Regions from separate parts of the Homo sapiens genome. Here region 1 is linked to region 2. A link is an interaction called in ENCODE POLR2A ChIA-PET data of the cell type or tissue named here. Cell type or tissue: MCF 10A. All regions are shown on one strand. Each heading gives the region's core, and the rest is flanking DNA. Links, peaks and the distances in the headings are about the cores only.

Region 1 (5,500 bases), core at 599-4,598, 84 kb after region 2:
TATTAAATGCACAGGTGAAGAATTTATCATTCTAGAAACTTTTCTTGTGAATATCAGAAGATGATGACTGATGGATGATGCAATAAGACATGGTGTAATGATTCTTACATTAGAGTTTTATGAATCCTTTCTATGGCTTCTTCAAGTTCTTCCTTCTGATCAGGAACAAACCGGTACTCAGATACATATCCTGCAGTATGTTTATATGGGTCATAATCTCCAAGCTCCGCTAAAAAAGAAAGATAACATAGTTTTTTCCATTTTAGGAAAATAGTCCTTAAAACATAGAAATAAAATATTCCTAACATGCTTAAACATTTTTTCAAATGTCTTACTAAAATTCACATATAAGACAACTAAATAATTTTACTAAAACAAATCTGATGAGCATATACGGATGGTAGCAACAAATTCTGGACTTAAAAACAGAAGTTCTTTATTTTTGCATTCCCAAATACTATAATTATATCATCGTTTTTACTTCAATTACTCTTAACAACGTATGTGAAGTAAAATGTTGTAAACAGCATTTCAAGTACAAACATTAGAAATGCTGGAAGTGAAAAACAACCATGACCTCAATATATCCTCTCAGATAATGACACCAAGAAACAGTGCATGTGATTCAATACACCTTTGCCTGAAATAATGATCATGGAAATGCAATACAATGCTGCACATATCCCATTACAATTTACACAAAGAAGCAAAATGATACAAGAAAGCCCACTATATTACTCCTATACAAATGCTTCTTCCTATGTTAATCTACCTTGCAAGCCCCAACCCACTTCATCTATGACATTTTTCCTAGCATATTTCTTCTAGATTATTTTTAGTCTGCAAGTGCCACAAGGGCAAGGACCATGCTATCTTATTCTCCCCACATCTAGCTTGATTCTTAGAAGGTGTCTAATCGTCACTGGAAGTAGTCTCAGCCTCAGTCTCCAAAATGACAATGCATCCTGGAGCCACCCCACACAGCCACCGTATTAACATGAAGAGCTGAAGAGCACTGAGCTCAACACCCATGCCACATGCGGAACCTAGCAATAGCACCTGGCCATGCAGACTCTTCACAACAGCAATGCAGGAGCAATGGGATCTCTGACACATAGAAGCTTGGGAGAGGGTGTGGGGAGGAAAATCAATAAACTCAGATGAGATGTAGATAGAACAGATTGTTAGACCCTCCACTTAATCAAGAATCAATGCTATTCCAGTGACTAAACCTCCATACGACCTACCATAAGGGATTTGTACTAGGCTCCACTTTTACCTGTTCCGAAGGAACACTGAACAAAACTTGAATTCCAAATAAATTCAATTTCTTTTTTTTGCAAAATCTCATGGATAAGAAGAGTTTTAGTATGTAAACTCCCTTTTAAAAATGCAAATACTTTCTCCAGACATTTCTGAGGCAAATATGCTTAAGTGGCACCTACACTGGATGGCATACGCTCCCAGCTGAGCAGCAGTGTTGACGGGACAGGGCAGACGGCCCTGAAGGACATCTTGCTTCACCTGCAAGAAAAACTGATATCTAAAAGAGAAACAAAAAGAGAGATTAACGATCTCTTACACTACTCAAACCTGAGGTTTCGGACCCTGATAATCAAGGTTAACAACCAATCACCTTCAATTAAAATAAAGTCACCCCCCATTCTTGTGTGAGGGGGCTGTTGAGTGAACAGGAACTACTTAAACATACCTTACAGAGGCAATACACGGTTGTCGCTAAAAAGTGCGGCTTTCAAGTTCAACTGCTTGGCTTACTTCCCAGCCCCAGCATTCAGTACCTCTGTAGCCTTAGGCTGCTGCTTAACCTCTACAACAGCCAGCCTCCCCACCTGCAAAACTGGAACAGTTGACAGCATCCACCTCACAGGGTGAATGCAAAGGATAACTCCAAGCTCTTTTAAGCTATCATTACTGCCACTGCCACCACAACATGCTCTTACTGGGAGGAAGAAATCACAAAGACCCAACCTATATTACATAACACTCTGCCTATTATCTGCTCATTCCATGTTGCCAAAAGAAAACCTGTTATAATAGTAATGTCATGCACTGTTCTAAACACTACACGGTAACTCATTCTAAGTAATTTATGTATAACAACTTAGGTTAAGACTTTAAAAATGAAGACAGTATATTATATTCTCCATTGTGCAGATGAGAAAACTGATAGACTCAGGGGTGAAATAACTTGTCCAGGACCTCACAACAAATTAAGCAGCAGAGTTAGAGCTAGAACCCAAGCAATCTGACCCTGGAACTCTATCAATCAGGATGTCATGTAACTTTGATTAGTTTTATTTTTTTTCTTATTCAGCTATTCTGCTAGTGGACTGAGAGGGGCCAGAGGTTTATGAACCAACATAATTAACCATCCACATCATCCTCAGATGCTAGCACTTACACATATGCACACACACTCTCACACACTTCAGCCTGTCCTTTTGTGACTTCTGTTTTGTAAGGTGACTCGATGTCACTGGGAAGGGAAGAAAAAAAACAAAGGAAATGAACTATAATAATCAGCTATATTAAATATCTCTTCTCCAAATGCACACAACCAAAGCACTTAGTGAGGAAATGTTACATGTGTTAGATATCAGACACCACATTGATTATTTCAGGAAGATTGGCATCAACTTTTATTGCAACCATATGTTTCAGAGAAAATTTGCTCAATGTCCCATGTTTCCCCACTGCCCATTTCAGTAAATGGCACCCCCGCCTTCAGATGTCCACGTAAAATAAACCTGGGAACAACGTGTAATCATCCCTGGCACCCACATTCAATCACCAAATATGCTGTTTCTGAAATCTATACTTCTCTCCATCCCCTACACCAGGTCACTCTCTCCTAAACTTCTAAAACCTCCTCCTAACTGTTCTGCCATCACTCATACTTACTTTCCTTCCAATCCTCCCAAGAGGTAAGCAGGATTCTTAAGATGTAAACAGGATCATGTCACTCTTTCAGTTAAAAAAAAAACAACAACAACCCTCAAAAGACTTCCCTTTGCCTTTAGGATAAAGTTCAAGCTCCTTAAGATAGCTTGTAAAACTGACTTCTTCTTACTTCTGCTTACTTCTTGGGTCACTTCTTGCTGCTGATCAGTGACCACCCTGTTCCATAATTTACACACCTTTTTCCAACCCTATTTAACTATTTTCAATTCCCTGAATGTTCACCTGAGCATTAAATCCACTTGATAATGATCATCTGTGCTCCTCTTGGAAAGGAGAAAAGCAGAGTCAAGTAAAATTAGGAGAACTTAAAATACAAAACCTTATAAACAAGAGTGGGCATGGTGGCTCATGCCTGTAATCCCAGCACTGTGGGAGGCTGAGGCAGGTGGATCACCTGAGATCAGGAGTTCAACACCAGCCAGGCCAACACAGTGAAACTCTTTCTCTATTAAAAATACAAAAGTTAGGAGTGGTGGCGCATGCCGGTAGTCCCAGCTACTTGGGAAGGTGAGGCAGCAGAATCACTTGAACCCAGGAGGCAGAGGTTGCCATGAGCTGAGATTGCGCCACTGCACCCCAGCCTGGGTGACAGAGCAAGACCCTGTCTCAAAAAAACAAACAAAAAAAAAACCTTATAAACAAAAGAGACAACTGTGAGAATTATCACTGCTTGCTGCTGGAAACTTGCATTTTACTACACCCTCCTCCTTCTCTATTGGCATCTTCAAATTTCTTTTCCTGAAGTGTATTTTTTTAAGAAATGGGTCAGAGATGCAAATTTCTCTTCCTCTATTAAGACTTTGTGCACAGTGGTTCACACCTGTAACCCCAGTATTTTGGGAGGCTGTGGAAAGAGGATTGCTTGAGGCCAAGAGTTTGAGACAAGCATGGACAACATAGTGATAACCCCATCTCTACAAAAAACAAATTAGCCAGCCAGGTACATGCATGTAGTCACCGCTACTTGGGAGGCTGAGGCAGGAGGATCGTCTGAGCCCAGAAGGTTGAGGTTGCAGTGAACCATAACTGCACCACTGCACTCCAGCCTGGGCAACAGAATAAGACCTTCTCTCAAAAAAAAAAAAAAAAAAAAAAAAGACTTTAACATCTGACTAGACAATCAAATCTTTTGCCAAATACAGAAATGACAGACATCTGATTCAAAGACAAAAGGAAAGAGGAACAGAGGAACAGAGAGATTAAAAATATGTATTAGAAAACAAAGAGCTGAAATACAGACAAACACATACAAAGAAACAGGAGCCACATCACATTAGTAACTGCATTCCCAGTATCTAGGGCTCAGCACATAGTAGCTGCTTAATAAATACTTCTTGATTTGCAAGTTGGATACATGGATAAACAGACAAAATTCTAAAAACTGGTAACATCATTTGCTGTCTCTGAGAAATTCATAAAGAAAAAAAAATATCTACTCAAACTTCCCTGGATAGCCTGCCTTTTAAAGATATCACAGATCTTTAACTCACTGCATTAAAAAAAAAATCAAAAACTGAAGGCAAACAATTTTTAATTTAAAACTTGATTTTTATTATAGCAAGCATCTTAGTAGAGTCATAAGGCAAATTTGTGATAAAGTAAAATCATATTTTCATATGTTAAACATTTTATAGCGTCTCAGGGCCTATTTTAAAGTAACTATATATTGCTTATTTTGTATATTTTATGGGGTTTATAGTAAATTTAGTATTTTATTTAAATTAGAACAAGTTAGAGTTGCTGAGTCTTTCCTTCTGTGTCACTCTGATTAAAGCTATGATGGAATGCTTGAGTCCTCATTTATCTCTGGTTTTAATTAGGATGAACCTATGTGCCAGTCTGCCTAGGAGAGTACTAATTTATGCCTATTATGAATATATAATTATTAATAACTCACTTCATCATTCTCTAAAGTGTCAGGAGTTTGGACAATAAATTATACTGTGACTCTAGTTACATTGTACCATACTGGGGAAAAATGCTAACTAAAAATATCTACTTAACAAGGAAGTTTCCAGAATACATTGTGGTACACAGCAGAGGCTTCATGAAGCAGTTTCTGGTTACCTCCTTATGTAAACTAACAAACCGATGTATATGCACTGCCCCTGAGATTTTGAGTTATAGGTGGGGAGGAGCATTCTGTCTTCCACTCTATCTGTACTTAACACACTGCCACCACCACCAGCACAACACGAGAGACGGGCCTGAAATATTGGCCTCACAGTTTTCTATTTATCTAATGTATGTTGAAACGAGCTAAATTGACACCAAGGATGTACAAGTTGTTGAGGACCATTAACAATTTAGCAATTAGAGGCAAGAAGAACAGACCAGGACTTTCTTAAAGAAGGGGCAGAGAGACAGAAGCTCAAAACAGAAGGCTCCTGTAAGATTCCTGGCCAAGAACAGTCATGAATGCTTACACCAAAGAATCCTGCAGTGCACCTTCTAATGACTTAAGACCCTGCTGAGAAAACTGAAGGATGTAGGGACAGGGAGGAGTTTGATTTTAGGT
Region 2 (5,500 bases), core at 562-4,561:
AGAAAGTATTCATTCATAACGTGCATATCTGAAATTGAACTTTTATCCAGAATACATAAATAACCTACAAATGAATAAGAAAAAGGACAAACAATCCAATTAAACTGGACAAAAAATTTGAACACTTTAAAAATGAAGATATATGAATAACCAGTAAGCACACAAAAATGTGGTTATCATCATTAGCCATGAAAGAAATGCTCACTAAAACTACAATGGAATCTCTACTTCATGCCTAGTAGAATGGCGAAAATTAACGCAGCAACAAACTCAAATACTAACAAGAACTGGGGCAGAACAAGACCCTCTCGTATCTTGTTAGTGGAGTATAAAATGACCCAACCTTTCTGGAAATCATTTTGGTAATTCCTTATAAAATTAAACATGTGGCCGGGCGTGGTGGCTCATGCCTGTAACCCCAGCACTTTGGGAGGCCGAGGCGGGCGGATCACGAGGTCAGGAGATCGAGACCATCCTGGCTAACACGGTGAAACCCCGTCTCTACTAAATATATAAAAAATTAGCCGGGCGTGGTGGCGGGCGCCTCTTGTCCCAGCTACTCGGGAGGCTGAGACAGGAGAATGGCGTGGAACCCGGGAGGCGGAGCTTGCAGTGAGCCGAGACTGGCCACTGCACTCCAGCCTGGGCGACAGAGCGAGACTCTGTCTCAAAAAAAAAAAATAAATAAACACACAAATTCCCTCTAATCCAGCAATTCTACTCCTAGGTATTTGCCCAAGCGAAAGAAAACAAATTCCACACACATACTTGTAGAGAATGTCTATAACGCAATGGCAAAAACTGGAAACAATTCAGCTGTCCATCAAGAAGAGAATGAATAAAAATATTGCAGTATATACAAAAATTTAAATGACCACTGATACCATGGATGAAGCTCAAAAACATGTTGAGTGAAAGTAGTAGTATTTTAAAGGAGTATATATTGTGTTATTACATTTATATGAAGTTCGACAAGAGAGAAAAACTCATCATAGATATCAGAACAGTGGACCAGGCGCAGTGGTGCACACCTGTAATCTCAGCACTTTGGGAGGCTGAGCCCGGTGGATCACTGGAGGTCAGGAGTTTGAGACCAGCCTGGCCAACATGGTGAAACCCCATCTCTACTGAAAATAGAAAAATTAGTTGGGTGTTATGGCAGGTGCCTGTAATCCCAGCTACTCAGGAGGCTGAGGCAGGAGAATGGCTTGAACCCGGGAGGCAGAGGTTGCAGTGAGCCAGGATTGGGCCACTGTACTCCAGCCTGGGTGACAGAGAAAAAAAAAAAAGAAAAAGAAATCAGAACAGTGGTTGGTTGTGGGGGTGGGCACTGACTAGAAGGAGCATGAAGGAACTTTCCGGTTAATGGAAATATTCTATATCCTGACTGGCAGGATGGATAGGTTATGGATACATTTGTCAAAATTCATTAAACTGTACATATAAGATGAGAGGATCTGGCTGTATGTAAATTTCACCTCAAATTGCCTCAATTTTAAAGGCTGTTAAATGAACCTCCGACCACTTGACTAAAAAATTATTAAATTCCCAGGCCCACTACAAATAATTACTCCATAATATAACTGAATTATAGTAATAACAATTTTAAATTATTCTATTTCCCAATTTTTATTTACAAATGAATGGTTCCATTTATTTACTATTGCCTCCAGGAATGTTTTTTGACTTCTTCAAAACTTATATATAGGACTTTTTCTAATTTTATTTTACTTTCCCCTTTTTAAATAAATTAAATGTACTACTGGCATTTAATTGAACTCAGAATGCTTTAGAAATAGTTAGAAAAACTGAATGCTGTTTTAAGATTTAATATCAAGTTGCCAAACCTTGTGTATAACAAGTCCTTCATAGAAAACTATTCCACATGGAAAGGTAAAAATATGGTGGCAAAAGATTTACCCGTGACTACGCTGTATCTAATCTTGGGTTCTGCACCTTTTGGGTAAAGTCCTTCAGTGAGGTCTGATTCTTTCTTATCTAAACTTCCTTTTTTTTTTAATGGAGTTGGGGGAAGGTGCTATCTCACAACAAAGGAAATCTTCATTAACTTCAGCTTTAAATTGACTACCAGTTTAATTAGGTTGCTAAAAAAAAATTACAGAGTAATTAATACATCTGTAAGGGTGTACATGGTGTAGTGACTATTTGCAGGTTTTCTATTACAAAAGAAAGTCATCACTCATAATGATGCATTACTGATAAAATACACACATATACACGGGGTTAATTTCTAATTGAAAGGTAAACATCTAAGACTGAGAAGTGTCCCTTAGTGTCCCACAGTAAAAAGAGTCCTGGTGTGAACCCCCCGGTACACTCCAGAGTTCTTTCCTAATCTCTTTTAACCTGATGTGGCACTCACAGCTGTCCTCTTGTCACCCTCCTGCCTGGCTCCCTCAGAGCTCCCTACCTACCTACCCAGTCTCTACCTCCACTACCCAACATCCTTTCATTTCCTTATCATACACGACTGGACTTAATCCCTCCTCCTGTGAGTAATCAACATCAGACATCTAACTACCCACGATCACAAAAGGATCTGTACTTAGTCTTGGCTCACTTTAAAAAGGTGAGCCATGGTTTGGCAAGTGGAGTGGGAGTGAGGCGTCTAAATCTTGATAATGCACAGATTTAAAACACACACGCACAGAAACTTTACCAGCTCAAAGACAATTAATTTGGGGGACTGGCAATCACACCATTACGGTGTAATTGTGCTCACACATGGCGTTGCCTAGCAACAGGAGGAGCACGCAAATTCCAACACTGAGGTGTAATGAATCACTCACTGACTACTGTTCACAAATTGTATTTTGATGGGAAGATATTCACATCTGGTTCAGTCTGGAACAAGACTTCAGAGAATTGTGCAGACTCAAACTGAGAAGCAGCAGGTATTTCACCAACAGCCTGGCTCTACAACAAAGAAGACTATTCCTATTTATTCAGGTGAATGTATACTTTGGTTAAAAACAACACAAAACAAAAATATGGCTTTGAGGGCCTTGTTTTCATGACATTTTGTTTTGACTGTGCTTCAACTTCTATGGCTTCAAACATGGTTAATAAATGTCACAAATATTAGAAGGTAAATATGACAAATAAACAATGAAATAATCCTAGTTGAACTAAAACACTTTAGAAGACCTGAATATCCACATGCTACTTCAAATTCAGTGTTTTTGAATCAAGGTATAAAAAGAGTCCACATACGAACGAGATCTGTGTCTGGATCGCCTGTTGTTGGGGTCGGCTTGGTTTTTTTCCTTTTGTCTCCTTAATACAGCTTCCCACTGAGGCGCTGAATCAACCATATCATTCTCCTGCCGTATTCTGAAAGGAAAGCCATGCATCTGAAGTTAACATCTACATGGATGGCGCGTTTTAGGTTCATCCTAAACTTGCTTTTAAATGTTATTTAAGCAGCAGAAATTTTATTATGATCATTTATAGCTAAAGATGCATATTAACTGAATTAATATATCCATATGTAGGTAAGCATATATAAACCCTCAGAAGTAAATAATACTCATGATATATGTAAACACATTATTTGCAGACTTCTGATTTTAATTTTCTAGGAAAAAGACATGTATCAAAAACTTATTTTAAACATTTCTAAGTTTCGACTAAAGAAACTCTGGTGTCTGCTATAGAGCCAATCTTAACCAATGCTACAAAATCATTATTTTAAATGTGCTAGTCAAAATAGTAATAAATAGTTTTACTTTGAAATACTCTTAAAAAGTCAAGCTAATTGTCAAAGTTTTCATTAAAAATAGGTGCCAAATATAATTCCCATTTTTTGAGAGAGAAATCTAGAAGTACAAAAAGTTAAATATGGTGGCATAATGCATTAGCTGAATAAGACACACCATTCCCATCATGGCTGCTCACATGTTTAAGACGGAATGACAGTTGGATGCTGGATGTGGGCAGGGAAGGAATGAAAATGAGGAAAAGAGAAAGGTGGGAAAGACTTGGAAGCACAGGCACTTGACATGTAAGATCACAAGACAGTGTTACCAAATCCTCTCATTTTTTTAAAAAAAGATAATCCCCAAATCTGGATTCTTAAAGTGAACTCTTCTAATTTTTAAGTCTTGCAACCAATTCTAAAGCATGATATAGACTTAACAAAACCCATGGACCACACTCAACCTGCAGAAATTTTGGACTTCCGAGGTATCAAGTCTTTCAAATAATGAGGTGCACTATTGGCAGGAGAGAAGAAGTACTTAATTTATGTGAAATACTGTCTTGAATGCACCACAATGATGCTGTGAAGCCTTTTTTTTTTTTTTTGGCAAAACGGAACCCCTGTTATTTGAATATTTAACTTCTAATTTATGTAAGCTCTTCAGAAAACTGCTCCAGAGTGTTCATCTCCCAGGGTATACAGAGCGGCATGGAATTGCCAGGCACTCACCCCAGTACTGCAACTGCATGAGCATAACTGCTTCGAGACAAAAGTAAAAAGAACAGGCAGGCTTGGAGGCATTTCCTTCTCTGAACAGATGTCTTTTGGTTCCTCTGTTATTGCACTTAGTATAGACTGTGGGCTGGATATCTGGATTTGCTTACAGGTGCAAATCAGTGGATGGGTGACAAATATTCATTTCACATATAACTTAGACATAATGTAAAGCAAATTCAAGTTGAAAAGAACAGCACTTTGTGAGGAAGAAACTGTTTAAATCTCTCTAGATTAAAGAAGAATTGTGCTAAGTAAAAAACTATCTGTAACATACTCCAAGCCTTTGAAGTGTATGTATTTCCTCACTAAAGTTTTCATTTTTAATAGGCTATTATTTGAAGATTAACAGGATACTGTCAAGGTATTTTTCACAGATTTAAGAGCATAATTCTTTCTCTCATTGCATGTACAGAGTAAATTTAAATTGAACATATACTGCTATGGACCTTAATATTAGAAATATCTGAAGAAAACTATGAGAAGGTATACTACTTGAGGTCATAATTATTAATCATTCTTTGAAACAAACACTCCCATTTGAAAATGGCATGTTGGTACCCGTGTGTGCTGTAAACACACACACATTTTTGTAGCCAGAACCTACACCTAAAAGCCATTCTGTGTTCATGTGACAGTCAGAAACCCACAAGGCTTGCTGGTAGGGGAGCAGTCCTGGACACCCCCAGGACTGAGGGGTCAGGGTTAGGAAGAGACAATCACGGGGAAGGTGCTGCGCTGGCAAGGTGGCATCTCCCTTCCTACAGGAACCCACACCTGGATTGCTGGGCCCAGGATTGGACACAAAACTCAGGTCTCCTAACTCCTAACCCTGGAGTCTTTTAGGATGCAGCTTTCATTCTGAACAAAATCACTGTCCAGTTGATGGGCAGAACGAAATTTTACAATGTGAAATGTTTGTGTCAGGAAGTCGGGGCGTCTAAATATTTTTGAGAGGTCAAACCTGCTAACAAAGCTGAGGCCTAACTTGGGCAAACACATACT

What was found. ChIA-PET counts read pairs that join two places held together with the same protein. Peaks named below come from ENCODE experiments on the same cell type or tissue, not always from the same donor. Only the 100,000 strongest peaks of a DNase experiment are listed, where the experiment ranks them.
Region 1: POLR2A ChIA-PET joins it to region 2 with 6 read pairs; 2 of 35 experiments call an interaction of 5 or more read pairs at or near these places.

The regions. Positions count from the first base shown.
Region 1 is chr5:112,264,788-112,270,287 of GRCh38, forward strand. It overlaps EPB41L4A (erythrocyte membrane protein band 4.1 like 4A), which reads right to left. Exons shown (of 23, transcript NM_022140.5): 5 at 1,446-1,543; 6 at 109-229. Among named protein-coding and RNA genes, the nearest start is that of SNORA13, 110 kb to the left of the region's middle. In MCF 10A, for the core only: no CTCF peak of the experiment used is centred there; no DNase peak of the experiment used is centred there.
Region 2 is chr5:112,180,782-112,186,281 of GRCh38, forward strand. It overlaps EPB41L4A (erythrocyte membrane protein band 4.1 like 4A), which reads right to left. Exons shown (of 23, transcript NM_022140.5): 18 at 3,235-3,354. Among named protein-coding and RNA genes, the nearest start is that of SNORA13, 22 kb to the left of the region's middle. In MCF 10A, for the core only: no CTCF peak of the experiment used is centred there; a DNase peak (open chromatin) is centred at 2,760.